Linked DNA regions of Mus musculus: region 2 is linked to region 1. Evidence: chromatin loops called from intact Hi-C (ENCODE). Cell type or tissue: gastrocnemius. All regions are shown on one strand. Each heading gives the region's core, and the rest is flanking DNA. Links, peaks and the distances in the headings are about the cores only.

Evidence for each region. A loop is a pair of places that touch in the nucleus more often than their neighbours do. Peaks named below come from ENCODE experiments on the same cell type or tissue, not always from the same donor. Only the 100,000 strongest peaks of a DNase experiment are listed, where the experiment ranks them.
Region 2: it touches region 1 in a loop (4-fold over the local background); 8 of 42 quality-filtered maps call a loop at or near these places.

The regions. Positions count from the first base shown.
Region 1 is chr9:27,278,372-27,294,295 of GRCm38, reverse strand. No RefSeq gene overlaps it. Among named protein-coding and RNA genes, the nearest start is that of Igsf9b, 13 kb to the left of the region's middle. In gastrocnemius, for the core only: a CTCF peak has its summit at 6,647 (motif pointing right); DNase peaks (open chromatin) are centred at 5,688 and 6,669.
Region 2 is chr9:27,098,707-27,114,630 of GRCm38, reverse strand. It overlaps Jam3 (junction adhesion molecule 3), which reads left to right. Exons shown (of 9, transcript NM_023277.4): 2 at 8,217-8,282; 3 at 9,011-9,124; 4 at 12,615-12,767; 5 at 13,191-13,393; 6 at 14,449-14,548; 7 at 15,657-15,786; 8 at 15,865-15,919. Among named protein-coding and RNA genes, the nearest start is that of Jam3, 49 kb to the left of the region's middle. In gastrocnemius, for the core only: a CTCF peak has its summit at 8,331 (motif pointing left); a DNase peak (open chromatin) is centred at 8,313; H3K27ac peaks cover 1,220 bases.

The DNA of each region.
Region 1 (15,924 bases), core at 5,389-7,888:
GACCACTTTGGGGGTTGCATATCAGATAGCCTACATATCAGACATCTACATTTCGATTCATAACAGTAGCTACATTAATTGTGAAGTTGCAATGAAATAATTTTATGGTTGGGGGCCACCACAGCATGAGGAACTATTGTGAAGGGGTGCAGTGTTCAGAAGGTTGAGAACCACTGCTTTTGTCCACTAGAGCTGATGCCTAAAATTAACCATCACAAAGGAGTTTGGCATACAATATCTGGGTCTAAGAATGTTCTCATTTTAATTCAAACTGCTACAATGTTTCTTAGTCCCAGGGACTTACCCTTGACACTTGCAAAATCCTAGCCAGTTTGAGAAGACAATGGTGCTTCCTTGTTTTTTCGAAATACAACAGAGAGAATGTTTTAGAAGACTTGGTACCAAAGCCTGGTGGAGCATGCCTGTAATTCTAGCATTTGGGAGGCAAAGACAGGTAGATTTCTGTCGGTAGGAAGCCGACCAGGGCTATATAGTGACACCTTGTCTGTCTCGGGAAGAAAAGAAAAGGGGTGGGGGGAGTCAAGGAGTGGGAGGGAAGAAGAAGAGAGGAGGGAAAGGAAGTGAGAGAAGAGAAGGGAGAGGGAGAGGAGGGGAGGGAGGGAGGAGGAGGAACTCAACATAAAATAAATTGGTCTTCTAATATCTAATCTTAAGGTATTTGGTGCAGGTGGTTGAAGAAAAGTTCTGCAAGCTTCTCAAACCCTCAGCTTATAAGGCATGCCCATTTCACTAAAATGCAAACAGAACAACACTACATGTGCCTTTTTTGGCTTCCTTCTCTTCCACTATCCACTTGTCTCTTGCACTGTAGCTTCTGGTCAGTTCCTTCTACGGACCAGAGTTGTCATTCTACCGGTCCATCTTTGCCTCTTCAAATACAAGGTTTTGTCTTCTTGACAACTTTTCTCTATATTTCTCTATATTCTCAAGCTTGATTATGACTCAAGTCTCCCTGGATACCCAGAGTTGTGCTCCTCAACTGCACTCAGCCCTCAAGGTCACAGAGTAGTTAGGTGGTCTACGTAAAACTTGCCTGTCCTGACCATCAAGCGACTACTCTGAGTTGTGCCAAGCAGATGAGCCCAAAGCCCAAGAGGAGGGTCTGCCAGAAGCCCATCCATTTCATTGCTGCTTCACTGTTCTACCTTGGACAGAGTTGGTGAGTGTTGCACACATCACAGTTGCATAGAACACTGTCACACACCTCACATGTGCACAACAGGTATAACCAGGTGTACAAATAGTTCTTGTATGGTGAACCTAAAGTCACAGTTCTTAAACATGTGTTTGTAGCAGTGTAGTAAAAAGCAATTCCTGGAACTTTAGATTAGCCAGGTCCATTTCTTGCCTGTCCAAAAGAGAAAAGGGAGAGAGAGAGAGAGAGAGAGAGAGAGAGAGAGAGAGAGAGAGAGAGAGAGAGAAAGAAGAAGAAGAAGAAGGAGGAGGAGGAAGAGGAGGAGGAGGAGGAGGAGGAGGAGAAGGAGGAGGAGGAGGTGAAGGAGGAGGAGGAGGTGAAGGAGGAGGAGGAGGAGGAGGAGGAGGAGGGGAGGAGAGGGGAGGGAAGGGAAGGGGAGGAAGAAATCAGAAATCAGGCATCTATAACTTGGGTTTCTAGCATCCTCAACCATTATAATGCTTCTCTTCTTCTTTCTCAGTGTTACAAGCCAGCTTCAAACACCCTCAAGGAAGACACATGCCATATTTTTCTGGCTTCATTCAGGAACACAAAAAGGAGGCTTGCTGCTCTGCATGATGTTTGTTCCACAGAACTCAGGATCTGGGTGATAGCCTTCTCTGTGAACTGTCCCCCGAAATATGTCACCATCACACCTCAATAATTTCTTATTTTGCCAAAGGCTACAGTATGGGAAGTATGTTCAAGAATTCTTGGCCCCCAGGGATGAGTCTGTACACCTAGGTGTTCTGTGCCTGCTCAAGGCTAAAGGATTCTGTGGTAAGTTGCTGGCACAGGTGGGCTATTTCTACACCATAATATGTAGAAGTCTAAAAGACAGCTAAAAATATGGCGTCTACTGGAATGCTCACGCTGTGGCTATAACATGTTGTGGGTTTGGATTACCCCCTTTCATTTAAGTCATCATTCTTCCAACCATAGGAGGGACAGTAGAAGGAGAGGACATGAGCATCGTTACAGGCAGTTCCTCCTCCATAGCATCCCCAGTAACCCAATCCCATTCTCCTGTGATACTATACAGGAAGCAAACAGGATCTGGAGTTTTCCCCCTAAAGGATTACAAGAAGAGGGATTCAAACATAACAAACAAGTTTCCCCAGTAGTGCATTGGGTCATGGACTTGCATGCATTTGGTACCATGAAACCAACAAAAAGTTTCTAGATGCCCAGGATTAGAAAAGCAAACAAAGTCATCAGGTCATGGTTAGTGCCAGCAATAGAGAGAACAAGGACTTGGGCTAAGGACGCATGAGCAGAAATATCTTCCCAGTGGCCAAGTAGACCCTGAACACTAATCTCCAATCAGCACTGTGCTAGACAATAAGGAGGACACAGCAATGGCAAACCATTTGGCATTCAGACACTAGAGTCTGACCATGTGAACAATTCTTACGTGTATCTCTCAACGCAACACCACAAGAAAGATAGTGGACTGGTCCATTTTGGTTCCTATAACAGAATATTCAAATGTGGGTAATGGTTTTGCTTTATATTATTCATTATCATTATTGGGTAGAGCGCATAGTGCGGTGTGTGTGAGTATGAGCACACAGGCCACCACATATGTGTAAAGAATAGTGGACAATCTTCAAGAATCAATTCTCTCCCACCACCATGGAGTCTGGCACTTGAACTCGGGTCATCAGCTTGTTGGCAAGCACTTTTACCCCCCCCCCCCCCCGGTTCAAGCTCACCTGCTATGAGAGGTTTGGGGGCCAGAGACATGGTTCTGTAGTTAACAGCTCTTATTGCTCTTCTAGAGACCAAACTGGAGCACCTATGTCAGATGGCTCACAGACACCTGTAACTCCAGCTCCAGAGAATCTGACACTCTTCAAATTGTCTTCTGGCACAGGCATACACATGGCTTGCACACACACATCCACATAAATAAACATAATAATAATACATTTGTTTAAAAATGAGGTTTGTTTAGCTCCGATTTAGAGATATAAATCTAAAATCCCAGTGCCTTTTTTTGGTGAAGATCTAGATAGTGTCATAGTAGAAGTGAAAGGTCACATTGCAAGACATGAGGCCAGGGAGCAAGTCAAAGTTTGGGATCCCTGTCACAATTCCCTACCATGAGAGCCCAGGGTCCTACAAGAATTACCTTTGTCCTTTCCAAGGTCAGCTCATGCAGTAATCTGGCTCCTCTCACGTGTGTGTTACCTTAAAGGTTCCGCCAGCTCTCAACACTGCCCAGTAGTAGCCAGGCTTCAACACATGATCCTTTCAAAAACAAGCCACATCCACACAACAGTGCTCAAGTTCAAACAGCCATAGAGCTCCAAGAACATGGCAGTACAGGTGGCTGAGGTCTGAGCTCAGTCTTCAGTAAAGAGAGAAAGAGGAAGAAAAGTCTACCAGGGAGTGAGCTGTGGGGTCTATGGCCTGCAGAGGGCAAGAGCTTATATGGTGAGCATCCTTACTGTCCACCTCAGAGTGGACAGTCAGTAAGTGTTCATGGCAAGTGAATCTGTAGAGATAATAACACATTGACCTGTCTAGCCAGTTATAACACAAAGAAGCCTCCATGTAAAGAATAGAGCATGTGTTGAGGCAATGATGAACCTGGCCAGCTGGGGAGGGTGAGATCAAAGAATAGGCAAATGAGAAGAATATGGACAAGTAGAGGTTAATAGAGATGACAAATAAGATCTGGTCCTCTGCAGGGACACAGAAGACAGCGTCACTTTTGGTTCCAATGAAACCAAAGGCACAGAGGCTGGGAGTCAAAGAGGCCCCTGCAATGGTGTGAGGAGGAGTCTGTGATTCTGCTGTGGACCCACAGATGGATGAGCTGGGGGTTGGGGGGAGGGGGAGAAAAGGCCCTGAAGCCACAGCTGGAGAGTTTGCAGGGGTCTATTTTTGGCACCCATTCGACCCCAGACCTCTCATTCCCGGACCCCTCCACGCTTAGCTCTCAACTCCACACAAAAGGGCCTTGTGTGGGAGTGCCAGTAGATGCAATGCATCTTTATATCATTGCCTCCCCTCCCCAGAGCCTTGGCATGAGCAGAGCTCTACCAGGTGCTGGAGACAGGAAGGGAGGGGCTGGGCACCAGACAGGAGTCAGAGGGCAGAGGGAAGCAGCAGCCCCTCTTCCCCCTGCTCCCCCCACCCCGTGCCTTTTTGCCAACCCTTCCCTCAGTGTCCTCCTGCCTGCTCCTTCTCTCTCTCTCTCTCTCTCTCTCTCTCTCTCTCTCTCTCTCTCTCTCTCTCTCTCTCTCCTGTTGTGCTTCCCCTCTTTTCAGTCCCTTCCTTCTCTCCCGCTCTGTCCTTCCCTTACTGGGCTGCAGAGTCAGTGAAACCTAGAGACAGAGCCCGATTTAATCTTGGCAAACATCCAGGACAAAACATACCACAGCAACAAGTTTCCATGGTGCTTGGACACAAGGCAAATGAGGTCTAGGGAGAGATTGCTGGCCTCAGATTTGTCTACCCTGAGTCTCATCCCTGCCTCACCCATCAAGTATATATCCTTAAATAAGACTTTTAGCCTCCCAAAGTCACGCTGAGAATTCTGTCAGTGACCAATCATTCAGTCACCATCAAATTGGAACTTGCAATGCCCAGTCAGCAGCTTGCACACCAAGAAAACACGGAGCACCTGTGGTGTACCATGCCTCCACGTGGTCCCTCTCCTCACACAACTTGCAGTTAATAGCAATAGGGCTTCTCAGAAACACAGTGCAAATTCAGCCATTAACAGAAAGCCAGTCCAATTTCAGAGTTCAAGGACTGCTATGTTCCCAAGGTCTATCAGATTCTTTGGAAAGGGGACATAGCGTGGGCTCCAGTGCTCCATGGAATGTAACTGTTGCAGCTCCTGTTGAAAGTCAGAGGATAGTGCTAAATCCCAAAGCTTGCCTACAGGCAATATCTATTCTGGGTAATTAGGAATAAGGGACAACAGGAGAGTGCAGACTCATCGCATAGGAGACAGTTTGCTGGACCCATGAAAGCCTAGCTATAGACACACTGGTGTGTATGAGGCATATTCCTGGGACTGGGGTGAAGGGAAAAATAAATAGTGGTGCAGTATATTTGGAAAAAGGAAAGAATTTTATCCAGAGCCCTGATTCCTGAGGGATCAGAAGGTAGATGCCTGTATATACAGAGGGAGGGAGGGAGGGAGGGAGGGAGGGTGGGTGGAAGGGAGGGAGGGAGGGAGGGAGGGAGGAGAGAGAGAGAGATTGAGAGAGAGAGAGAGAGAGAGAGAGAGAGAGAGAGAGAGAGAGATGAAGACAGAGACAGACAGAGAAACTCTATCCCTTTCTAGGAAATCAAGTTATAAAAGGGAAAGCCTGTAGACTTGTGTGGGCACAGCTGCCTAGTAGGAGATTGAGGGGAGGCCATTTGAGGCTCTGAAAAGAGAGTTTCATGGGAAACCTAGCACAATGAGCTCATAGAAGGAGGAATGTGAAGTTAAAAGGACAGAGGGGCAGGCTGCCACGAGCACTGCTTGCCTGGCAACTTCCCAAGGTTAATCGAGGGGCATCAAGCAGACTCTGAGACATTCCAACACTAGGGAAGCGGGTTGCACCGTTACCGTGGGGAGAAGGGGCCTCTCTCTGCCCGAGGCTGCTGTCACTTCTGGAGGCTTTTTGTAGAACGAGTTCTACAAAACCCATGGTGGGTTTTGTGGTGGGGCATCTCATCCATCGTCCAAGCAGACAATCCGTTACTGACAGACAGGCAAGACATCAGGGCCTAGTTCAACTGTCCTTGGACCCAGAGATGACAGCAGTTAGGAAACCTCTGTACATAGTTGAAACCCCCACTACATAAGAGATGGACATTTTTAAAAGAGCACGAAGGGAAGAGGGAGAGAAGAGGAATCAATGATAAAGGCAGGGAAACAAGAAGTCTAGACTGCAGGAGAAAATGGTGGCACTCTAGGGGCTTGTGTTCTAGCATGAAAGGTTTGGCATAAACAGAAATGCCAAGCTCTTATTATATGATATTAATACAACCCAAACCCATGTCTCCACATCAACATACAAAGCAACAGCCACACAAACACTAGTGCAGAGGACATACATAGGTAAGTGTGACAGAGCAAATGCATTGGTGCACCATGTATTGGTGCAGGACATTCTGCACATAGATTGGTACCCAGAATCCCTCCAATCACCGCATGTGCATAACTACAAAGCCCACCCACTCTGCTCTGTGGGCAGGTGTGACACTCCTTCTGGAAGCATAAGCTTAACACACACTGAACCACAGCATGTGGGTTGTCTGTGGTCAGCCGCAGCAGAATTCCCAGCATGGGTGTCCCTAGAACACTCTTGCCATTCGTGCCTTTTCCCAAGGATACAGCTTTTTCATGGTCGCATAGTACACAACATCTAGGATGGCCTACCTGTACTTCATCTTAATTATAGTGTAGAGGGTACCCATGTTCCCTAGCTACAGAGTCTAGGGAACAGCCACCAGTAGGTGGCGCCATTAGGAGCCTCTTAGAACCAGGAGTGGGATTAATGAGGACAAATTACATTTCTAGAAGGAAACTTGGTCATGCCCAGAGGGGAAAAACCCTCTTTACTGTGCCAGGGCCAAGCTCCGAAAATGAATTTGCCAGGCATTCAAGACAAGGATGACCACTCCCAGGAGGAAGAGAGAGGACGCAAACTAACAAACAAACCCAAAACCAAACCAGCCCAGAAAAAGGGATCAGGAGAGCCACTTCTGTGTGAGCAGTTGGAACTGGACACATGTGCACACATGTTAACTCTTCATGAACACTTTTGAGTGCTGTGCTATGATGCTAGACAGTCATGTATGTGTCAGTGGGTGTGGGCAACGTAGGTGTGTGAAAGCTTAAGGATGGGGGTGGGGCATGGACACACTTCAGCAGGTGATGCTACATAAGATGAAACCAAGCAAGCTAACACTCTCATGGTCACACCATCAGCACAGCACAGACCACAATTGTTAGCCTCTACCAACATAAACCCCAGCCCACACACTCCAGGAACACACACACACACACACACACACACACACACACACGATCACAACACCCACACAGACAGGTGCCGCACTGCCACATACAGACCTGCTCGCCCACACACTTTCACACATATATACGGCCTCAGAGAGAACCATAGGAATACATAGAATTGCTGTAGAGGCATGCACTGCTCTCCATGTGCACACACAGGTGTGTACTCTCACACATTTGGTGCTGTATCTGTAAATTCCCATGCCCTCACACCCTGGAGAAATTGAGAGAGAAGAGACCCTCCTGTTTTGTGCAGCATCGTAATGAGACATGAGAAAGATGTACAAACAGAAAGACTCCTGGTCTGAGGAAAGAGGGAAAGGGCAGAAAGGGACAGTCTTCTATGTGTCCTGTCTCCTAGTACTTCCAGGTTCCTCAGCACAGTGGCCAGGACCTCTACATCAGAGACAGGAGAGCCCCTGGCATTTCCTCATAAGTAGAGTCTGAATCCCTTACTGCAGATCCAGGGTGTGTACAGTCAGAACCAATCCAGCCCCTTTGATTAGGGAGGCTTCTAAACAAGCCACAAAAGCATATACCTCCCACGGCTGTTGTGAGTCACAAGTACCAGAGTCATGCCTGAGCTCTCCATAGGGGTGGCAACACCTCAGATTTCTATCACCATCCACTCCCGGACCACAAGGGAAACAGTCTGTGCAAAGCACACTGGATAATTTGGTGACACAGCATTTTACATTTCAGGGATGTAAGCCATGAGACCTGGCTTCTCACACGAACGTTGCTAACCTCTGTGATCCAGGAAAATCACCTTCCTCATCTGAGCCTCAGTTTCCCCTTTAAAGACCCAATTAGTCACAGTAATAGCACTTGCTGGAGTTGAGGTTTCCACATGGTAGGCTATTCATAAATACTTCACACACAAAAAAAATGAGTCTTTGAATCCCTATGGTACTAAGAGAAATGACCTATTATTCTCCCTACTTTGCATGAAAGCACCTGTCCGTAATCAGACACGTGGTCAGAGATGAGCCCACACAGCCACTGACAGAATCCGTGTTCTTAAAGATGACACTGCTTTAACTCCTTGATGGCATGCCATGTGCACTGAATGACATCATGGGTATAGAAGTTCTTTGAAGACTGCAAAGCATTCTACAAATGTGAAGATAGGTTGTTATGCATCCCAGCCTGGCTCATGGATGAGTAACTGCATAAATAGTGAGAACCACACAGAATGCAGGAAACCAGATGAAGATGAGGACCATCTGTGACAGGCACATCACACCAAGAAGAGAGAAGTAGGTAGAGGATAGGACAAAGGGGGCTCATGAATCCTGTGCAGCTCCTGCCTCTTTAGTTAACCCATTACCTGCCAAGAGGGCAAACTTTTTTTTTATTAAAAAGAGAATTTTCAAGTCACCTTAAAATCCCCCTCCTAATTATAATCATTACCTCAATGGTCTCCTTTTACCTATGCATGCCCAGTCACCATACTTTCCAACACTATTACTTAGAACACAATGTCCCAGGACAGCTCTCAGAAGGATAGTCAAGAGGCTTCAAAGAACTGGAGGAGGTGTCTCTAATGCTCCGAAGATCAGGGCATGGAGCCCAGGAATAATTTTGCTAATTTCATGAAAGAAATGGAAGCTCTGGACTCTGTTCTTGGTTCCAAAGCTCATTCATTCCAGTGTGACCTACAGGTTCCTGAAGGAGGTTGCCTAATTCTCAGAAGACAACCACATATGCTGTACACAAGGGCAAACTCCATCTCCTTAGATGACACACCTCTCATCATAAGGTGGCTGGGACACAGGACAAGGAGGGTGGATGCTACACTGCCCCCCCCCCACTTCTTATATCCCCTCACAGGCTTTACTCTTCAAAATCCCTGGCAACCTTCCCCTTCCCCAGGCTGCCCCTCCTCTTCCCTCCCCTCCCTGATGATGAATCCATTAGCACAGAGTTCTTTTCTTGCACTTCTCAAGCTGGCAAAGCCATCTCAGGCATTTAGTGGTGATGCCTGTGAATCTGTCAGCATTAGCAGAGCAGTGAAGGCACCAACCATACGACGTGGCGCTTGCTCCTGTTACAGCTCCTCTCACACTGCTCTCCAATAGTCAGGACCCCCTACATCTTAAGGAAGACACAAGACTCAAAGGAATGGAGTCTTAAGGAGCCTCCAGAAAACCAAAGGAGGCCAGAAATAATGGGCAGGAGAACTTTCCATTAACCTTCAGACCAGCCTAGGCTTCAGAATTGTCATGCTGTCCTTCCCTCTTCATTCATAGCTTAGACAGGCTTTTTCTTCTGAGAATCCTTTTCTTCCCCCCACATATAGGATACATACAGAATACATCACCATGTACCCTTCCTTCTTAGCAACCTTTGCCTGCAGCTTGCACTCCTGCTTCATGATCATCTCCCCTTCCACTCCTTGATGCTGTGTCTCCAAACATGGTTTATGAACCACCTACATGAAGATAGCCAGAACATAGGAAAGTACCCCAGTCTCTGAAGAGAAACCCCAGGACATTTGAGTTAGAACTTGGTCAGGGATATTTGGAACTCAAACTCTGCTCTCTGCACACCTCCCTGTGACTCAGATTTATAGCAGCTTGATGCAGAACTGCCATAATACTAGCTAGCAGGACTCATCCTTTTAAAGCCACCCAGATTACTTCCTGTTTCATCATCATTCTTCCAGATAAATGAAGACCCTAGGAAACACAAGCTCTGCAACTTATTTGAGAATCACTGGCATGAGGGTGCCTGTTACAGTTTAGAGTTTAGAGCTGGACTTGAACCCATGGCTGCTAAGAATCTTGCATGCTTGTCCCTTGTGTCCTAGGTATAGATGAAGTGTGGTTCTTGTCTTTTCATCTCCTATTTATGGTGTAAGGTCCAAAGAAGACAGCAAAAGTGAAAACATATCAAAAGGCAGAAGCCGTGAATGAATGACACACATTGAGTCTTAGGTAAGGGGTTCATGAGAGCGAGACATAGAATGTGTGTCAGAAAGCTCTCATTAGCACACTGTAAAGCAGAATGGTAAAAGAGGCAAAAATCTTGGCCTTCAGTCCCCAGCACTCACTCCAAGGGGGAATTCTCTCTGAGCTTTGTTCTGAGCCTAGTAAAGGAAAGGGGCAGGGTGGATGTCATATACTAAGAGAAGGAGCCCTTGGACTTCATGCAACAAGCTTCTTCCCCTACATCCATGCCCCGCCTGTCCAGGGGCCAGCAGCCCCCATCAAAAGTAGTGGCCCCAGTCCTTTGCATCAGCTCCTCTCCCACTAATTACTCTTTACACACTCTGGCGCCAGGCCCTCCAACCAAATTACAATTGATTCTTCACTCCTCCCACATCAATGCCATCGACCTGGAACAGAGAGGACAAATCCAAATTCTGTCTCTGAGAAGCAAACAGCCCAAGGCGAAGCCCAGCAAAGAGGCCTGCCCCAACACTGTGCACGTTTGCACATATACATGGGCACTCACACTTACCCAAGATGTGCACCAACAGATGGATGAATATGTGTAGCAACAGCTCTGGACCTCGATTACAGGCTATCCACATGTAGACAAATATATAGTTCAATATTTACCATGAGCACCCTCATGTCTACCTACATTAGATATCCAGAGAGCACACATACACGGGTGGTTAACTAGAAGAAGAAGCACTTTGGGGCCAGGAAGCATCCACTACCCAAGTGATGGACACATACATCCTAGTCTGCTGTCTGGCTACCCTCCTAGTCTCACACTCAGGAGCTATTTGTTGGGTCATGGGTAGAATGAACCCAGCGTACTGTGCTGACCTCCAAGCAGAAGCTTTCCTGCAAGATGTGGTAGACTCTGGTCTTCCTCTTCTTGGAATGTATCTTGCCTGCTCATCTCTTTGTGCATGTTGGACTTATGCCCAGCCACTTCTGCACCAGGCAGAAACATTGTCAGTTCCAAGATTAAGAGATCCTTGAAAAAGACCTCAAATAGTTGGAGATCAGTAGCCAAGCTTACAGATGCCAACGTGGGTCAACAACCAGCAGCCCACTCCCACCCAGCACAGACATGGAACTCAAGCATTGAGGGACAGCCGAATGTGCTCAGTACTGCCGGGGATGTTGCCTGTAAATTGCTCGTGCCCTGTGGTCAGTTTGTTACTCTTACCACATGCACATGCAGTGCCCTCCTTTGAGTCCATAACCACAGAAATAAGGAATATCATACATTGAAAATCTCTCGGAGATTATTAAGGCCTTCCTTGTCATACACGCTCTCAGTATCTAAATGTCCTTAATGACCTTCTCCAAAATTAATTTCCAAGCCAATCAACATATTCACAGACACCACAGAGAATGGCATTTTTTTCAATTTTTAAAATGTGTGTGTGTTTGTGTGTGTTTGTGTGTGTGTGTGTGTGTGTGTGTGTGTGTGTGTGTGTGTGTGCCTACATGAGTTTATAGAGTCCAGAAGAGGGCATCAAACCCATTGGCACTCTATATATATATAGGAGATTGTGAGCTACCACGTAGATGCTGAGAACTGAACTCCTTCTTCTGCAATTCAGTAAGCCCTCTTAAACACTGGGCCATCTCTCCCAACAGTGGAGACATTGGAGACATTTGTCAAGCAGTTAGTCCTCTGGCTAAGCAGCTTCAGAAAACTCTCAAAACAAAGTTAGCTTCCTTTGCCTGTGGGGTACCAATTGTCACAAAGTAAAGGGAGTCCATTGTAGAGTTCTAAATGGTGGGTCATCTTATTGAAGTTGCTGAAGCTGATTAAAGAAAAGACTTTATTTTTTAACATTACCCTGTTTGTGAGTGCTTGGGCTGAGGGAATGGTGTGCAGGTGAATGCAGCCTTCTGTACCTACAAGGAAGATCTTGAAAAAGTCTGAGATAACTTCCAGTCTGTGAAAGAATTCTCCATTTATGTCTTGTTTCCAATTTTCCCTCTTAATTTGTCTGGATAGCAGTAAGGAAATTCTTGGGTCCCACTAGTCCTCGTGTCTTTGAAGAACATTCTCAATGTTGTATAGGCCCTAGGACAATGGCTCTTAGCCTGTGGGGCAAGACCCTTTGGGGGTCACATATCCGGTATCCTGCATATCAGACATTTGCATTATGATTCATAGCACTAGTAAAATCAGTTATGAAGCAGCAACATTTTATGGTTGAGATTCACCAAAATATGAGGAACTATATCAAAAAGTAACAGCATTAGGAAAGTTGAGAACCACTCTCCTAGGAACACCCCTAAGCCTTGACTCCCACATAAAAAATGAAGATCTCTGACCTTGGGATATCCTTGGGTGTCATTCAATTTGTCTCTGGGGAATCCATTCTCACGCCTCATTCACACAGAACTTTGCAACCCATCCTTGAAAGCTGAGGAGCATCAGATAGCCTAATGGAAGCTCTCACACCCTACCAGTTATAAGTGCTTAGAATGAGAATGAGGTTTCTTGCCATTCATCAGCCCTTTACAAACCAAAGCAATCAAGAGCTCTCATGGAGAAGAGACATGGGGTTCTAACATCCATGTGTCATCGCCGCTACCCTATCATTTGTATAGAAAACCTTGAAAGCATTCCCAAACCACCCCGCAGCCATATTTCTTCTGTGAAGTTGACTCAATTAATTGTATACACAATATCTGAAAGTCAAACAGAAATGGGAAGTGGAGAAATGCCTCCTGCAGCTTGGGCAAGCTGGTTTCCAGGCTTTGAACAGTTTTTTAGGACACTGTTTTCTAAGTATCAAAATAAGCTCATAGAAGCCTCTTGATCTAACTGCCTAACCCTTAAATTCTGTTGCCTTTCTCCCATCTCCACACCTCCAGGAAAGGATCCTCAATAGCCACTGGCAGCTCTGATCCAAATGGGCATCGCCCCAGTGGCATGCGGAGCTACAGCCTCCCCAGTCCTCTGTCGTTTTGGAAGTCAGCCTCACAGTCTCAACCCTTGACCTACTTTTTGTTTCAGTGATGATTGCTAATGTCTGACAATTCTGTGTTAGGCCCTTTTTCGCTAGAGCTACCTAGAGTCTTCTCCTTCCCTGTGAACCTTGACATACAAGGTGCAAACTGAGCTAAGAACAGTTTATGGTGTCAACCCCACTCAACAGATATTTAGTGAGTGCTAAACATTTAACCAGGTGCTGTAGCTATAGTGACAGTATGGAGAAATAATCCCTGTAGCAGGCAATTGGTGTCCTCACACAGTTTGGAGAGGAAGATACACAGAGAGATGAAAAAGAGGGAGACAGACAGAGAATCAGGGAGAAGCACAGTATCAGAATAAACTACAAGCAGTCCCCCACTTACAATAGTTACATTTAATAAATGAGTTATAAAATAATAATAATAGAAGAAGCAGAAGAAGCAGAAGAAGCAGAAGCAGAAGCAGAAGAAAGAAGAAGAAGAAGAAGAAGAAGAAGAAGAAGAAGAAGAAGAAGAAGAAGAAGAAGAAGAAGAAGAAGAAGAAGAAGAAGAAGAAGAAGAAGAAGAAGAAGAGGAAGAAGAAGAGGAAGAAGAAGAGGAAGAAGAAGAGGAAGAAGAAGAGGAAGAAGAAGAGGAAGAAGAAGAAGGATATCATGAATCAAAACTGCATCTAAAACAGCATGGTTGTGCATTGCTACAGTCCTTTGACTCAGGAAGCAGAGAAGGAAGACTCTGAGTTCAAGGCCAACCAGGGCCATATACCAACACTGTCTCCAAAATAAAATGTGTTTAATACACATAGCCTACCAAGTTGCATAGCTAAGCAACATGTTGCAATCTGTAGATTTATATCCTTAAAGTCACTGCTACTCCAAGAATCTCAAAACAGTATCACACTGCGTTCTGCTATCGTGGGAAAAGATCAAAGTTCAAAATACAAAATACCATTGCTACCCACAGTATATGGCTTTGGCATCATCGTAAAATAAAATAAAAATCATATGTTGCAGGAGTTACAGAGACAAAGTTTGGAGCTGTGTCAAAAGGATGGACCATCTAGTGATTGCCATATCCAGGGTTCCATCCCATAATCAGCTTCCAAACGCTGACACCATTGCATATACTAGCAAGATTTTGCTGAAAGGACCCAGATATAGCTGTCTCTTGTGAGACTATGCCAGGGCCTAGCAAACACAGAAGTGGATGCTCACAGTCATCTATTGAATGGACCACAGGGCCCCCAATGGAGGAGCTAGAGAAAGTACCCAAGGAGCTAAAGGGATCTGCAACCCTATAGGTAGAACAACATTATGAACTAACCAGTACCCCGGAGCTCTTGACTCTAGCTGCATATGGATCAGAAGATGGCCTAGTCGGCCATCACTGGAAAGAGAGGCCCATTGGACTTGCAAACTTTATATGCCCCAGCACAGGGGAACGCCAGGGCCAAAAAGTGGAAGTGGGTGGGTAGGGGAGTGGGTGGGAGGGTATGGGGGACTTTTGGGATAGCATTGGAAATGTAAATGAGGAAAATACCTAATAAAAAATATTAAAAAATCATATGTTGCACCCCTGCTGTTGAGGACTGTTTGTATTTGTCTCAGTTCAGTTTTCCCAAAGGCAGAACCCAAAGTAAGGGCTCCTGTGTCAGGAACTCATTGTGGGATATGGGCGTCCCTCAGGAAGCACTTACAGATGTAAGGAAAGGGGGATGGGAGGGGAGGAATCAAGGGAGGATGGAGTTTCATATGATATCTTCATTGTGCTTTTCTCTGGAATTCTGAAGCATGAATGGCCCCACAGACATGTCTGAAACTGGAGAAAGAGCCTTTAGTAATCACAGCAGTCAGTCATGCCTCTGGGTCACTTGGGTGGGTGTAAGTTCTTAGGCATTTCCCTATGGGAAGGCCACAGCTGTGAGCAGTAGCACTGTACTCTCAGAGCCACTGGGGGAGGGGAAGGGAGACCCAGTAAAGAAGCCTTGGTGGGGGGGGGAGGGGAGCCTGACTGCAAGAAGTATAGAATAGCAAATGTGCTACAGGATTGCTGGGGAATGAGAACTGGACAGAATGGGGTCAAGGGAAAGAGCAGGTTCCTAATCCGGCTGCCTTTCTCCTCCATTAGCTGAACCAGAGCTGAGGGTGAGCAGACGCCCATCAATGTGCCACATGGTCAAAACAGAGAATTTGCTATGCATGCAGGTGTCTGGGGATTAATAATCAGCTTATTAATTAAGCAACACATAGCTGCAGGGTGTGTGTTTTTTATTGTGTGCCACAAACAGAGATGTTGTTTAGGCAGCCATGAATTCTGAACCAGGCATGGGATCTATGAGCCACTGACAGGCCCGTTATTGACACACAAGGTGGCACAGTAGAGAGAACTCATCTGGAGCTATATTAACAATACAAGAGCACAGCACCCATAAGGGCCAGAACTGTTTCTACTTAGCATCTCCCAGGAGCCAGAAGTGTCTGGTACCTCTTCTTTTCTTTCTTTCTCTTTCTGTTTGTTCATGGGTTCATTGGTTTGTTTGTTTATTGGTGCTGGGAATTGAACATAGGTCCTTGCACATGCTACTCAGGAGCTATACACTTGCAGCCCCTACTCCCTCTTTTTGACCAGCCTATGAGGAGACCTTCTGTAGCCCATTCGGAAGGTAGCACTGTCTTCTCCCAGAAGGCAGAGATAGGTAAGAAAAGCGTTGTGCTGGAGATCCCAGCAGGGCAGCCTAGTGAAGACCTAGAACCAGAAGGAAAAGAGCAGGCTGACAACCTACAGAGAGACCTGGA
Region 2 (15,924 bases), core at 6,966-9,465, 180 kb after region 1:
TCAGCATGAGTCTGAAATGTTTCCTGCTAAAATAGTACCTCTCACTTTCTTACGCATGGCAAAGCCATTTAAAACAAACAAGTGGGAGTTAGCCCTGGGAAGGCTGCTGCTTACTTAGCATGGAGCCTGCCACCATTAATACTTGTGAATCCCCTTGGTTGCAGTGACCCAGCCTTCCGAATGTGCCGTGGGTTGCATTTTCTTTTCTACCTCTTTAAAAATATTTTTTTTCATTCTTGCCTTTTTCTTGTACTTGTGAATTTATTTATTCAGTGAACTTTAGATATTTAGTCATGATTATATGTATGGCATTAAAGTATAGTAGTTACTCCTAATTGCTTGTTTTCTTAAACTACACATAAAACTACAATGTTTATTTTGAATCATGTTGACATTTATTTGTATACTATATTTGTATAATTTATACACTGAATATACATGCATTTCTTTAATGCTCTCTTTCCGTTTGTGAGGCACGGTCTCAGTGCAGCGCAGACAGGTGTCTGACTTGTGCATTCCGACCTTACCTCCGCTCTCTGATGCTCCGCTCTCAGCTCACTCTGCTCAGAGTTGGAATTACAGGGACCCGACTAGCCACCTAGCTCTTGGGAATATTTTTCTTATTCATCGAGGAGAGAAAAATACAACCAAGCTGCTCTATTTCTAAGTATATAACTTAGTAGCAGTGAGTTAGAAAAGTCTTTCCTGTAATAGACAAATTCTTGGTAGTGTATAGTTTTGTCCTATTTTGGTGGGACTGAGCTGAAGTTAGCCTGTACACATGAGAATTGAACTTACTCTTTTTTTTTTTCTTCATAAAACCATTCTTAATTTTCCTGGTTCTTCAGTTTCAGTTACACAGGATGCTTTTAGACCATGTTTATTTTTCTTTTAACATGTTAAAGCTGAAAGTCCTGTAGCTTGAATATGTTTCTTATTGCTAGGACAATGGGATAAAGAAATCTCATCCCTTCTTTACAGTGGTTCTGAGCATGAAGTGGAGACTCCACTTCCACCTAAAGTAGGCCCATCCTCCTCCCCTGCCCGTGACAACAGCAGCTAAGGCCGCTTCTGTGCATCTCCTCAGGCTGCAGAGCCAGACAGGGCCTTGGAGAGTGTAAGCAAGATGGAAGATTATTGCACAGTTTATACAGTTGGAATGCAAATATAACTTGGTATATACTTGAATCGAATTGAATATATTCCATTTGAATTAAATTGAGTAGATTCTTTGTAGCACATAAGAGCACATATTCTTGTCTTGGAATTCTGATACCAGAATTTGTAATGACATGCAAGTAGTGTTTACAGGACCGGCTCACAGAGTCGCACCAGGCAAGGCTTCCAGTCAGGTTAGTGTTAGGGGTGATGTATTTGCAGGTGAGATGCTCTACAGAGTAAGAATATACATTGACACGTGCTGTATATTTAGTCATCACCATTGTCATGCCTCAGTACCTCCAAGATGAGTCTCATGGAAAAGATGTCTCTCTGAGCTTTCAATTAGTCTGCTATTAGCAGCCGATGATGCTGGGCTTACGAACATGCTGACTACCCTCTCTCTCCTAAGCATATTACAGATCTATACTGGTTTCAGCTAAAGCTGGACTCTTGCAGGGATGCTGCCCAGCTCATTTGTTGTTGTATAAACTTTTTGAATGATTAAAAAGGATGGAGGCCAACAACCAATTACAAAAAGAGGTAGGCTAGTACTCTGGGGGAGTCTTTCTCTTCCTGTTTCCCCTTCTGCCTTTCTGCCTTCCGACCCTGTCCTCAGGCCTACTTGGTATTTTGTTCTTCCTCCATTCTTCCTGGAAGAGTGTTTGGTGCTGATGGAGTGCAGAGGCCACATCCCATTGGTTAAGTACTTAAGAGTGTGTGTAATGCGGGTACCCCTTTTCTTCTCGTGGTCTTTCCTCATAGAGTGAGTGCACACAGAGCTCCTCCCCTTTACAAATCCCAGACCTCTTTCAAGTGTACAAAGCAACATCTTAGAGAAAGGAGAGGAGTGTGTGTGTGTGTGTGTGTGTGTGTGTGCGTGGTCACTTTTTCCGGGGCGGCTATTTCTTTACTCACCTTTGTCTCAGGCATTATTAGACAGTTTTACTATTTTGATATTAATCATATTTGTGCTTAAGAAATCTTTGGTGGAGCTGGAGAGAGGGCTCAGCAATCAGGAATGCATACTGCTCCTATAGAGGACCTGAGTTTGACAGGCAGCACCCATATCAGGTGGCTCAAAGTCACTGTTAACTCTAGCTGTAGGGGATCTGATGCTCTCTTTGGACTCAGAAGGCATCCTGTGCACCTTCTACCTCAAAATATACACATAGTTAAAAATAAAAGTATCTTTTAAAAAGTAAATCTTTGGTGTCTTGAGTTAGGAGACAGTAGAATCAAATAGAAACAGCATCTCGTCTGATTTATGGGATGTGGTGAGCCGTGGCTCTGGCTCTGTGCTCTGAGAGTCCCTCAAAGAACTCTTCTGCACATGTGTACAGTGTATGTGAACATAGGATATCCTTTTAAGAAGTACCACAGGCACAGCATTAGCACGTCAGCATCCTTCAGAGAAGCAGGTCTCCAGAGAAGAGGTATGCTAAGGAATTGTGTTGAGGTTATGAAAGCTGAAATGTTAGCAGTGTACAGTGCATCCCCGGAGCCTGGTGACCCTGGACAGACAGTGATGTCACCAGGCCCAAAGACATTTTGCTGAAGAACTTCCTCCTACATGGGGAGGGCGCTCTTCAGTCTATTTAGATCTGCAGCCAATTTTAGGATAAGATCTAATGATACCAGAGAACCCAGAGTTCCACAGTTTAAATAGTAATGCTTTGTAAAAGCACCCTCCACATTGACACATAAAATTAGCCATTCAAGCCAGATTTATTTTTAATTCTATCTTGTTTGGCTGATCCTTGTGTGTGTGTGTTTTTTCCTTTTTCCCCTTTCCTTCTTCAAGATAATAAGGTTTCTCTGGTTGTTCTGGAACTTGCTGTGTTTACCAGGCTGGCCTTGAACTCACAGAGCTCTACCTGCCTCTCTCCTGAATGCTGGAATTAAAGGTGTGTGACACCACCCAGCTTTTTTTTTTTTTTTTTGGGGGGGGGGTTTCCTGGAACTTACTCTGTAGACCAGGCTGGCCTTGAACTCAGAAATCCGCCTGCCTCTGCCTCCCAAGTGCTAGGATTAAAGGCGTGCGCCACCACAACCCCCCCCCTTTTTTTTTTTTAATATTTTAAAGAAAGACAGGGTTTTGTTCTGTATCCCAAGCTAGCCTAAGACTTCTATTCATCCTGTCCTCTCACGTGTATTACTAGGTAGACTTATACTTCATTTCTAAGGCTCTGTTAGATTGTATTGCCATTTAGTTTGGCCTTGATCACATTCGTAGTCTAAGCAGGACTTCCTCCAGCTGTGCCGTGGTCGGTCAGAACCTGCTTTGAATGATTTACGTTCTGCGGTATGTGTAGAAGGTTCTGGACAATCGCATTCGGTGTTCACTCTCCCTCAATTCTTGCCCTTAAATTCCTGGAAAGTTGGCTAATATGCTGTGACATTGTTGAAATGCTGCTTTATAGGGAAATACTTTTCTGTAAGGTGGCTTTCACTGAACAAGCACGGGCAAGTGTTCTGTTCTGAACAGTAAACACGCAGTTAATGTCCATGGATAAACCCGTGTTGCTGTTTTATATTTAGATGTGAGCCCCAGTGGGCCAGCACAGTCCCACAGTGCTCTGTGCTGACGTGATATTCTCGGCTTGAGTCCTGGTGAGGGGAAAGTTTTCTTTTGAGCAGGAGACAAAGTGAACAGAGTGCCAGAAAGCTAAATATAAATTCTCTGAGAGCCAGTCACACATAAACTAGGTTTTAGCAACAACATATTGTAGACTGAAATAATTTTAAAAGAAAAATTTTATCCTGGTTTATAGTAATTGGTATAAAGTGCAGTTAAGTAATTTTCCATGAAAAACTAAGCCTACTGATCTCCTCTTGCTGCTGGCCCTGTAGGTAAATAGAGCCACTGTTAGAGATAGAGCCCCCTTCTCCCATTATTGTAGTGGTTTAGTCCTGAGTCAGTAGATCCAGTCTCTGGTTTGCATGGCTTTAATTTCAAAGTAAGAAGAGAAAATGAAGGAAGATGCATAGTTTGCACCGAGATGCTGAGCAGTCACCCTTAGAACTGAGTTCTCTTGAGTGTGTGACACCCTTAGAACATTCAACCAGAGCGAGCGAGCAGACTGCAGAGGAGCGGACTGCAGCGCTAACAAGAGTGAGGGCTGAAGCTCATGCCATTCCAGTTCCGCACCTGTCATGGCTTAAGTCTGGGCTTGCCGCAGTATTTTATGTTATTGGCTGGTCTGGCTTGAGGCTGTAGAAGCATTTTATAGCCAGTCACTCTGGGGTGGTAGGAGGAGGCATGAGTGTCCCAGGCTGGGCAACAGACTGTTTCTGAGTGTAACTACAGATGGGGGCCTGGCTCCACTGAACGAGTTGCTGCTCAAGGCTTCCTGGGTAACACCTCGTGTTAAAACCTCCAGGCATGTTTGGCAAGTCATTCCACGCGTGAGCGTGAGGGCTTGGACAGTGGTCCTTGCCTTCACTTAGTTAGTTAGCATGGTGGCTTCACTGTGGTGTTTTCATCTGTGCACGCCAGTAGATTTGGCTCACACTTGTCCCTCCTTCTGCCTCTGCCCACCTCCCTGTCCACCCCCCAGCAATTCATAAACATCCCTTTCTGAGTCTGGCTTAGGGAAATGGTATTTTAAGCAAGTGAAGGATTGGCGTATTGCTTGCCTGCCATCCTGGCCCCAGACCCTGGCAGTCTCTAGGTCTCTCAACACTGAGGAGGAAACTGCAGTTCTTTTCACAGGTGCCTCAATTGTTCCCGGTAAGGAAAGGGAAGGGGAAGTGGAGAACACAGCAGCTCTGGGTGCTGGCCACGAGGAAGGCCACGTGAACGTCAGAGCGACAGCGCTTCCTCTTGTGCCTTATCATCCTTGCCTGGTCCCTGCCCTCCCCCTTAGCTCAGTTCCATGTCGTGAGCGGGAGGGAGAGCTGTTGGGTTGCTGAGGACTGTGCCAACTGCACATCACATCAAGTCCTTTTTAAAGCCACTTCCCTTGCAAACTTGTCTGAAAAGGGACTTTTGTAGAACAATGGGCTATCAATTTAGACTTCAGGGTCTGATTCATGTCTTTCTTTTAGTATAAAATCTCCATTATGTGGATCTGTTGCTGTCTCTTTTATTTCTGGGTAGATTTTTAGCATTGTTTTCTATAAGAAAATTAATAAAATAAATCATGAAGTAGGAATGATAAGTCCAAACTCCTGGGCTCGATTCTTGCCTGTGCTTGTTGCCAGTAGGCTCTGTCCCCTGCCTGGGAAGTGCATGCAGTAGTCTTTACTTGGAGAATATGGGAGGCTGAGTCAGTGCTGAGAATGTTGTTAGTCCCAGTGATGCTCAGAGGTGCAGTTCATTAGAATCCCAGCAGCACGGTGTGCCTCCTTGCCCTGCTCCATCGCCTGTCAAAGTACTGAGGGGTACAGGCTTTGCTGGGTCTTTTCTCTACCATAAGCATCACTTTGCAGGTAGGATAATTCCTTTAGCAGAATAGTCAGCTGATCTACAAGAAGCAAACCTTTGTAGTTTGTAGTTGGTGCCTGTCAAAATCATGCTGTCTGTAAGTTTAGGTCACATTTCTGGTCTGCTCTGCACACTCCTGACTGGCTGCTCATATGTGACATCTTACACTCTTTAACTGGTGGATTTTCATGTGACATTCCTTATCCTGACTACTGTTGCTTTCCCAGGGAAAGCACAAATTTGCCTTATGGGTATAAGATCCAGAAGGGTGGGGTGCTGGTAATTCTTGGAGCTAGCTTCTTAACCAGCGGATATGAACACTTGGAAATGACCTGAGGAACTCTGACCCTTCGTTTGCTTTGATGAGATATGCGGATGTCAACTTTTCTCTGCTTGCTCTCATTGTGCTACAAATAACCTGTGGTGGTGCATTGTAGGATGTCCTTGTGTGGGGACCATTTTAGCCTTTGGGAAGTAAGTAGCCAGATCACAGATAAGGGGTTTCCAGGTGTTTATTATCTCCTCCTAACTCTTGCTTTCGAGACAAGGTCTCACTTAGTAGCCCTAAATGGCCCTGAACTTACTATGTATCATAGTCTGGCCTCAAACTGAGTCACAGGCTTGCGCCACCACTCCTAGCCCCTCGCTTCTTTCTTTTTATTTATTATTTTAAAAATATTTTATTTTTGAAAACTCCATGCATTTATATAATGTTTTGATTGCGTCTCCACCTCCTCCCAATACCCCATCCCCTCCTACACTCTCCTTTGCAGCTTCTTGTCTTCCCTGTTGTTGTTGTTGTTGTTAATAACTAGTTACATTAGTGCTCTTCATATGCACATGAGTGACTGTGTGGACATCCAGTGTAATATGAGCAACCGATCAGCATCTGCATAGAAAGTTTGACTCTTTTTCGCTTAGAAGACTTCAGTTGCCATTACTTCCTCTGAAAGAAGTGGGGCCTTCCTTAGGCCCTCGCTCAGCCACATAGGCATTTGTTGACTGGCTTGATCTTGTGCTGGTTACCGGCACAATAGCAACCACGAACGCCGTGAGTCGATGAATGCAACAGCTACGGCACGTCCAGAAGTGAGCATTTCACATCTCTCCTCTCCATCCCGTTTGTTGTGTTCTTTCCGTCTTGTTTTGCAAAGTTCCCTGAGCTCTGGCTGGTGGGAAGTTGCAATGGATGATGCTTGCATAGCTGAGCACGGTTCATTCATTATACCTCGGAGCAGTTATGAGTCTGGGCTAACTGTGCACTTGGAAAGGAAGCTTCCCTGTCCAAGGTGGAGAGAAGCGCAGGTCTGTGCACAAAACCATCAATCTTCAGAAAGCAGTTTGACAGCAAAGCAACAGCTAGAGGATCCCCAAGCCAGAAGCTTTTGACCAACTTCCTAGTACCAGACATGAAATACTTCCCGTGGATTAGGGTTGCTCGCTAACAGTCACACCACTATTGCACCAGTGGCCATGCATTGCCAGCAGGTCAATATTGTAGCATGCAGTGTCCAGCACTGGGTCAGGCCATTGATGTCTTCTCTCTTTAGCAGCCTACACAGCACCTTCTGGCAACAGTGTAAGCTAGTTTCCTGGTCAGTTTGAGTTGATTTCTCGATATCCTGCATCTAAAGCCAATAGTATCTTTATCAATTTGGACTTACGTCAGGTTAGTGGACAACCAAGAGCAGTGGCAGTGGCCTGTCCTGGTTTTAGAGCCTCTGAGGCCTTTATGACCAACAACTCACAGGGACGTCTGCGTTAGATTGCAGTGGCAAGTGTGGGGGCGTGTTTTCTTGATTAATGATTGATGTGGGAGGGCCCAGCCTATTGTGGGTGGTGCCAGGTGGTCCTGAGGAAGCAGGCTGAGGAAGCCATGAGGAAGAAGCCGGTAAATATCATTCTTCCATGGCTTCTGCTTCTGGTCCTGCCTGAGGTTCCTGCCTTGACTTCCCTCAGTGATGGAGTGTGAAGAGTTGTAAGATAATATCAATCCTTTCTTCCCAAGTTGCTTTTAGTCATGGTGCATTATCAGCAATAGAAACCCAACCTAAGACACTAAGTGCCATTTAAAAATAAAATATAGGCTAGAGAGATAATTTGGTCAATAGGACGCTTGCCTTGAAAGCATTGAAGACCTTAGTTAGGTCTCTAGAGTTGTGTCAGATGGCAGGTATGGTGGCACACATCAGTCATCCAGTGCCGGTAGATCATTGAGGGTCACTGGCCAGACATTCAATCCTAATCCGGGATTCCAGACCGTGAGAGACCCTGTCTCAAACAACATGCCTGTGAAGCCTACCCAGGGTAGCTGTAGCAGAGAGGCTACACCGGGGCCCATTAGGATACACACAACAGTCACTCTGTTCAAAGCTTGCTGGGTCTTAGTTAGTGCTGTTCTTTGCTGCCATGAGTATTAATAATGGGTGTTTTTTTTTACTTTCAAAGCTCTTCCCTTAAGTTCTTCTAGAATATGAGAAACAAAGGAAATATCAACTATTGTTTACCCTGTGTTTTGTGATGGACATCCACGTTTACATGGAAGGAAAAGTTGTGGCCTCCACCCAGAGTTTCTTGCTGTTATGGGGCTGTCTGATTTTACTTTTTTTTTTTTTTTTTTTCCCTTTAGGCTGCATGATAGAGGCAGTGAATCTCAAATCCAGCAACCGAAACCCAGTGGTACATGAATTTGAAAGTAAGTACAGGAAACATGGAGAGGGATGGGGCCCCCTAGTGGACACTAGGTAGCTCTGCAGCCAACCCAGCACCTGTTCTATTGTGTTTATTGTATTGATATATTTATATATTTGTTTGTTTGAGATAGGATCTCACTGTGTAGCTCTGGCTGACATGGAATTCACTATAGAGACAAGGCTGGCCTGGAACTCACAGAGGTCTGTCTGTCTGTCTCTGCCTTCCAAGTGCTGGGATTAAAAGTGTGCACCACCACACCCTGTCTATTATCATCTAAAAAATATTTATTTGTGACTGTGAGCCTATGTACACAGGAGGATACTGCAGAGGTCAGAAGAGGGCCCCAGGTCTCTAGGAGATGGAGTATAGATAGTTGTGTGCTGGAAATTGAACTGCTAGCTGCAAGAGCAGTCAGTGCTCTTAGCCACTGAGCCGGCCCTCCAGCCCCTACTTCCCTGTATGGACTAGCCAAGAATGTTCAGGATGGCTGTTGTGTTGGGTAGACTAGCAACACACTCTGCAGGTTACATTGGCTGTCATCTGTTTCCTGCCTATCCTTGTATCTATACAACAAAGAAAGCTCATATAATAGATGCAGGTGTCTAAGGGAAGGTGTGCTCTCTGTAGTGAAATCCTTACTAATGTTTTCATTGGTTTTTCTGGCAGAAACTCATCTTGGAAAGTTTAAGCTTATAAGTTTAAGCTTATCTTTCTCTCATTGCTCTCCAGGTGTGGAATTGTCTTGCATCATTACGGACTCACAGACAAGTGACCCTAGGATTGAATGGAAGAAAATCCAAGATGGCCAAACCACATATGTGTATTTTGACAACAAGATTCAAGGTATGAGCCCACTGTCCTCTGCACTATTCCTATTTTGTCTGCAGGTTGTGGAATTTATTTACAGTAACATTTCCCCAGACTGCTAGCCTGTTCCTGTGGCTAGGACTGCTCTGACTTTCTGAGTTTATTGTTGGAGAAAATTTCAATTTTAGTATTGATATTTTGAGCCTGCCTGTACCTCTACAATGCAACTTCAACAAATCCCAGCTCCTTAGTAAGGACTTGGATCTCTGTACATATTGCTTGAGAAATCACAGCAAACCATTTCTTTAGCCATGTTGTTCTGGCCTACGACAGACATACTGTGAGGGGTGCCCAAAGGGATTATCACAGCAGTATCACACAGGATTGAGCTCCACTGTGTCCAGGGTCAGGCCTGGGGCCTCCCTACTCTGACCTGAAGCAGGACAGTATCTGGGGGCAGTAGTAACATAAGCTACCATAGGATGGCGAGGAGGACGAGGAGGGGACTGAGAGCCAGGCGTCAGGACGTAGGCTGCAGAGTGCTCAGGCAGTCTACAAGATAGCAAGCGCTGCATGGTGAGAGATGTAATGGCAGGAAAGAATGCTACATATGGACACATATGTGAGAGCTCAGCTTCTGAGAAGAGCTGTCACCAGAACCTGGCTGAGAGGGCGATGAGGAAGACGGGAAGTGCACGGGGTGTCTGGACAGCAGACACTACCCATCAGAGGTGCTAGGAGAAGCAACAGAGACTGGAGGTGATCACAGCTCCGAGCAGGGCCAGATCACATTGCCTTTGCAGAGTCTGGTGGGAGGGGTTGCTCACAATGGCTGAGCTGAGGTAGCGCCACTGGAAATGCAAGGGGAGAATTGCAAGGAGGACCAGCTGTGCTGAGGGATGGCAGGCGGAGTCGGATGTTACTTTCCATCTGGCAGCAAGGGAAGGCGAAAGAGGAGGTCCTGTGCAGGTACGTTCAGTTTTAGTGAAGTCGTGGGTATTGTGATCTGAGTTCTACAGGTTCCAGGAGTTGTTGCTCTTAAAAATAGTTTGTTGGCTTCAGCTGTAGCTCGGTGGTACAGTGCTTACCTAGCTAGCATTCATGAAACTCTGAATTCAGTTCCTAGGATTGAGGGGGTAAAACAAGGTCAAACCCCAACAACTTGCAAGGGCTGTATGTGTAGCTCAGTGGTAGCACCCTCTAGAGCTCCCAGCTGCAGGGAATCTGACACCCCCTGGCCTTCACAGGCCATGAACGCATGCGTGTGCTGTGTAGATAAAACGCTCCATACCAAGACTATAAATAAGGAAGTCTTTTAAAAAAGACTCACTTATTAAAACTATAAAAACCTAATGATTTTTTGGAGGGGAGGCTGAGGCTAGAGGGATGATGGAGTTAAGAGTGTCCTCTTGCAGAGGACTGAGCTCAGTTCCTCGTACCCACTCTAGCAGCCTGTAACTCCAGCTCCTCCATAGGCTGCAGGAGCTGGGCTCACACCCGCACTCAACTCATATAATAACAAACAGTAAAAATACATCTTTAAGAAAACTCTCATTTCCCTAGTGCTGGGGGTGGGTTTGGATGGGGTGGGCAGAGTGATAGACCACTGATCTGGTACGTATGAGGCCCTGAATTATCACTCACATCACTAACAATTACAACTTTCTCTTTGTAGACATCAGAGGTATTACTCTTAGCCATAGGAATGGTTACCATAAAGGACATGAACCAGAGAAGCAGGAGGGTGGAGGCGGGACTGGTACTGTGCCCAAGACATCTCCTGTTACTCCTCTTGTTACCCCTGTCACACTTGTTACTCCTGTCCCTCTTGAAGTGTAAAAGTTGGCTTTTATACTCACATAGAAATGGACCACCCTGTCAATCACAGAACGTTCCCGTAGCCCATGCCATGCAGAGTCAGGGCCCTCCCCTCCCCTCTTAGCAGCCCTTACCTACACACCTCTTAGGCTTTGCGTTTTCGGGAGACGTCATGTAAGGCTTCTTTCACTTAGCACAGGGCTTAGTTGTTCCCTTCTGTGGCGGGGTCCCTGGTCACTGTGTGGGCGCCATGCTGCTTTGAGCACGCATCAGGTGATGTTCAGATGCTGAGTTTACACTGGCTGTCATCAGTATTCTGCACTCATCTCTGTGTGAAGACCAAGTACACAACTACTGGGCCACATGGTGGCTACATGGTGAGTTTTTGAGACGGCTTTCCAAAGGAGCGTCACCATATATATATATTTATATATATATATATTTTTTTTTAAATTTTGTGTCTTTTGCCTGCATATGTCTGTGCACTGTATCTGCATGCTGAGTGTGCAGAGGTCAGAAGAGGGCATTGGCTCCCATGGAATTGGAGTTATGTATGGTTGTGAACCCACATAGGTTGCTGGGAACCAAACCTGGATCCTCTAAAAGCAGTAATTGACTTAATCACTGAGCAAGCCATGTGCCCAGCCCTGGCTTCTCCATTTACACTCACGCTTCGGTGCTTCCACCATAGTCACACACACACTTGTGATCATTTGACCTTTATTTTAATAGTCTTAGAGGGTATAAGGTATCCAAGTGGAGTTTCATCTCTCCATGTGCAAAGTGGGCAGTGTCTTGGGAGAAACCTGATCAACTGTTAGGTGCATTTCCACTGAGTTGTAGAGTCATACATTGCAGAGGCAAGTCCTTTTTCTGACGTGGCTTGCAGAGTCGTCCGTACCCCTGGTACAGACGGTGTAGATTGCTTTCTCGGCTGCTTACTTCCTTTAAAGCAGAGCCGCTGTTGACTTGATGGAATGTAGTATAACCCCCAGTTTTTGTGCTTGTGTCTTTGTTGTCGTATCTAAGGAACCATCACCGAAGCCACGGTCATGAAGATTATGCCTTCTGAGATGGCTCAGTGGATAGGGCACTGGCTGCTCTTGCAGAGGACCTGGGTTTGATTCCACAGACATCAGGCATATATCTGCTGTACAGACATACATGCAGGCAAAACACTCATCCATATAAAGGAAACAAATCTAAAAACTTTTGCTAATATTGCCCAGGCTGGCCTCCAGTTAACTGTGTTGCCTAGGCTAACCTCAAACTCCATTCCTATAAACTTATAGTGTTGCAAATAAATGCCCAGCTCTTGTTCAACTCTAGTGGGTATTTGTTGACTAGGGAGGCAGCCAGGGGTCAGCTTTCTTCTTTTTCATGTGGATAGCCACAACATCCTTTGTAGACTTTGTTTTGTAAATATTTATTTGGTTTTCCTTTCTTAACTTTTCCTTGAATTAATTTTCTCCTCCTGGGAATAATAAGGAGAAATAAGGTTCCTGGCTTTATCTTAACTACCAGATACTAGTTCTGATGCTCAGGTTGCACATGGGAAGAAGTCAGTGGCCTGGTCCCCATGAAGATCACGTCTTTCATACAGGGAGGGACAGGACAAACAGCACTGTACTGCAGTCTTCTTGCTCTGCCATCAAGTCCAGCCCCACAGTCTTCCAGTGTCTAGGATCTTGTGTCTTCTTTTTTATAGGAGACCTGGCAGGTCGCACAGATGTGTTTGGAAAAACTTCCCTGAGGATCTGGAATGTGACACGATCGGATTCAGCCATCTATCGCTGTGAGGTCGTTGCTCTAAATGACCGAAAAGAAGTTGATGAGATTACCATTGAGTTAATTGTGCAAGGTAGGCCCCATTAATGTGTAGCATCTCTACTGGCCAGCCCTATGAGTCAGCCCTTAGCTCTAGAATAAGAGACTAGCTCATATTTCGATTCATTCCTCCAGGGCTGTGTTCCTGGGGCTATCTGCAGTTTGGAAGGGGGGCCACTGAGGCTGTCTAGAGTTGGGCTGGGATGATGAGAACACGCATCTGCTGTGTTCCTTACCGGCCTCAGGGATCTGCCTTTGCAGCCTCCTTTTCAGCTTACTCCTGAAGGTGGAAGAACTGGAGACTGTGAGATTGGACACACGGGCTGGAATGAACTCAGAGTGAGCAGGGTGCAGGCAGTGGATGGGCTGTGGCCTTCGGAGCTGCTTTATTACGCTAGGTTTTGGTATGATGGGCTTGTGCTGAGATTTTAAACACCAACCCGTATTTTGCCTGCAGTGAAGCCAGTGACCCCTGTCTGCAGAATTCCAGCCGCTGTACCTGTAGGCAAGACGGCAACACTGCAGTGCCAAGAGAGCGAGGGCTATCCCCGGCCTCACTACAGCTGGTACCGCAATGATGTGCCACTGCCTACAGATTCCAGAGCCAATCCCAGGTTCCAGAATTCCTCTTTCCATGTGAACTCGGAGACAGGCACTCTGGTAAGAGCCCTTCCAAGGTGAGGAAGCAGATGCGTTTGTTGGAACCTAGGATGCCTGGAAGGAGAGCCAGGGAGGCTCCTTTTCAAGGCAGAGGCAAAATCTAGAACATCAGAAACACTACAGGAAAGGTGGCTTCGGCTTTCATATAAACAAGTGTTAAGGGTAAAACAAAATGGAAACCTGTACATCTGCATGAGAACAGGGGGCAGGTAAACAAGTGGGTTCATGTTATTAGAATCCTAGTTTGAATAATCAACGGAACATATGCACCACGTGAAGGAAATGTGCTTACTGGGCAGGTGTTTGATATTAAGCCATTATCAACAGAATTGTGATTATAGTTCTTAAGTCCTTATCATAAAGAGATATGGATTAAATATGTCTTGAATTTGCTTCAGAATAACTCCTGGTGCCTGGTGGTGGTTGGCATCACGTGCCTTTAGTCCCAGCACTCAGGAGGCAGGCGGATTTCTGTGAGTTTGAGGCCATCTTGGTCTACAGAGTGAGTTTCAGGTCAGCCAAGGCTATACAGAGAAACTCTGTCTCAAAACAACAACAACAAAAAACAATTAAAAAAAAAAGAAAAAGAAAAAAGGCTAACCCACTGGGAGGTAGGAGGTCACATGGGAGCGAGAAGAAAATGCAACAGCATGGCTTGGCCATCTGCAAAGGACATGCTGGCTTTGAGGCACTCAGCAGGGAGGGTGGCGTCCTGGTTTGTGAAATACCCAACTTCAGGGAGTGATTGGGTGAATCGTGACTCATTCTAGGGTATTGGTATTTGTCTAAGGAGAGCTGCTAGGATCCCTTGAACTTCAGAGGGACAGTGAAGTGGGCTGCTTGCAGCCTAGCTTTGCCCAGCTTTGCTCTCTCTGCATCCCGAAGGGAGTTCCTTGTGAAGCTCTGATGCAGGAGGGAAATGGTGAGGACAGTAGAGCTGCTGGTGAGCGGACTGCTTTGTGGCTTCAGTGGGGCGTCTGTGTGGTGTCACCCTTGATGTCTGTCACTCAGTTTGTCCTGTTGAGTGAAGTAACACTTTGTCATTTCTAAAACAGGTTTTCAATGCTGTCCACAAGGACGACTCTGGGCAGTACTACTGCATTGCTTCCAATGACGCAGGTGCAGCCAGGTGTGAGGGGCAGGACATGGAAGTCTGTGAGTCACTTGAAAAGATTACACTGAAGACAAGAGTGAATAGAACATTTAAGTTGAATGTTAGTTCTGCAGCTGACAGGGGACTCATCAGATCCTCGGGGAGCCTGTTGGGAGTATAAAAGAGCATGAGGTCTAAATGAGAAGATCCGCAAAGCAGCTTCCTGGGGGCTTGGGTATCGGGAACATGTTGGCATAGAACTTGCACCAGGTGTAACACATTTTTTTGGTAAATGATTGAAGCATCAAAAACATTCGCGTAGGGAGCCCTGACGGGAATCTAGCAGCTATTTTTGCAGGGAACTCAAAGCCTCATTCTTTTCTCCTGTGATGTCATCAGGTAGTGGGCTCTTGGGGAGGTGTTGGGAGGAAGTGGATAGGGTGAGCTAAGCCACTGGGTTCCTTCCTTCATTCTCAGTTGTGGTCACTCCAGAGCAGTGTTTCCCTAGCCTGTTGGAGGACTGTTGCCTACATCATGCAGGGGCCACTGGAACTTGCCACAGTGTCTGTGTCCATGTCGCATTCTAATGCATGTCAGCAGTCCAGTTTGGAGAATTACTGTAGGGTAATTCACTGCTGTAGGAAGGTGTGCAGAGAGGGAGAAAACCATTAGAGCCTCTGCCTGGAAGAGTGCAGGGGGTTATATGAGGGCCAAGGACAGGCAGCAGCTGAAGTAGAAGGTCAAGTTTGCATTTAACGGTATTTATGGTTAAGATTTGAAGCTTTCTTTTGCTCAAGTCATCTCCAGCAAGGCTGGCTGTATAAATTAGGAAGGTTACTTTACTTAGGGCTCCTGGCTCTTGATGCTATATAGAAATATAGCCATTTCTCCATAAATAATATTTACAAGACTTTAAAGCCTTTTATACACTGGTAAGCATCTCTCAGTGGCTTTGAGTGTAACTGCTTTTGTTCTATGATATCAGGGGCTATGGTAGCTTGTATTTTCTTACCCAGAGAGATGTTAATGGGTCAGTTTCCTCTTCTGGCTAGAGTGGGCAGGAGTAGACAGAGGGGTAAATGGGTCAGCAGAGGGGTTGGAAAGGTAAGCTAACGGGGCCAAGGTCCTTTGATGGACCACACCATCTCTGTCTACGAACTTTTTCTACAGATGATTTGAACATTGCTGGGATTATTGGGGGAGTCCTTGTTGTCCTTATTGTTCTTGCTGTGATTACGATGGGCATCTGCTGTGCGTACAGACGAGGCTGCTTCATCAGCAGTAAACAAGATGGAGAAAGGTACGCCTGTCTCGTCTGAGGTTCAGACTTGTATTAGCAGTGTAGCTGCACTACTGAGCTGTCCTCTTGTGTTCACAGCTATAAGAGCCCAGGGAAGCATGACGGTGTTAACTACATCCGGACGAGTGAGGAGGTAAG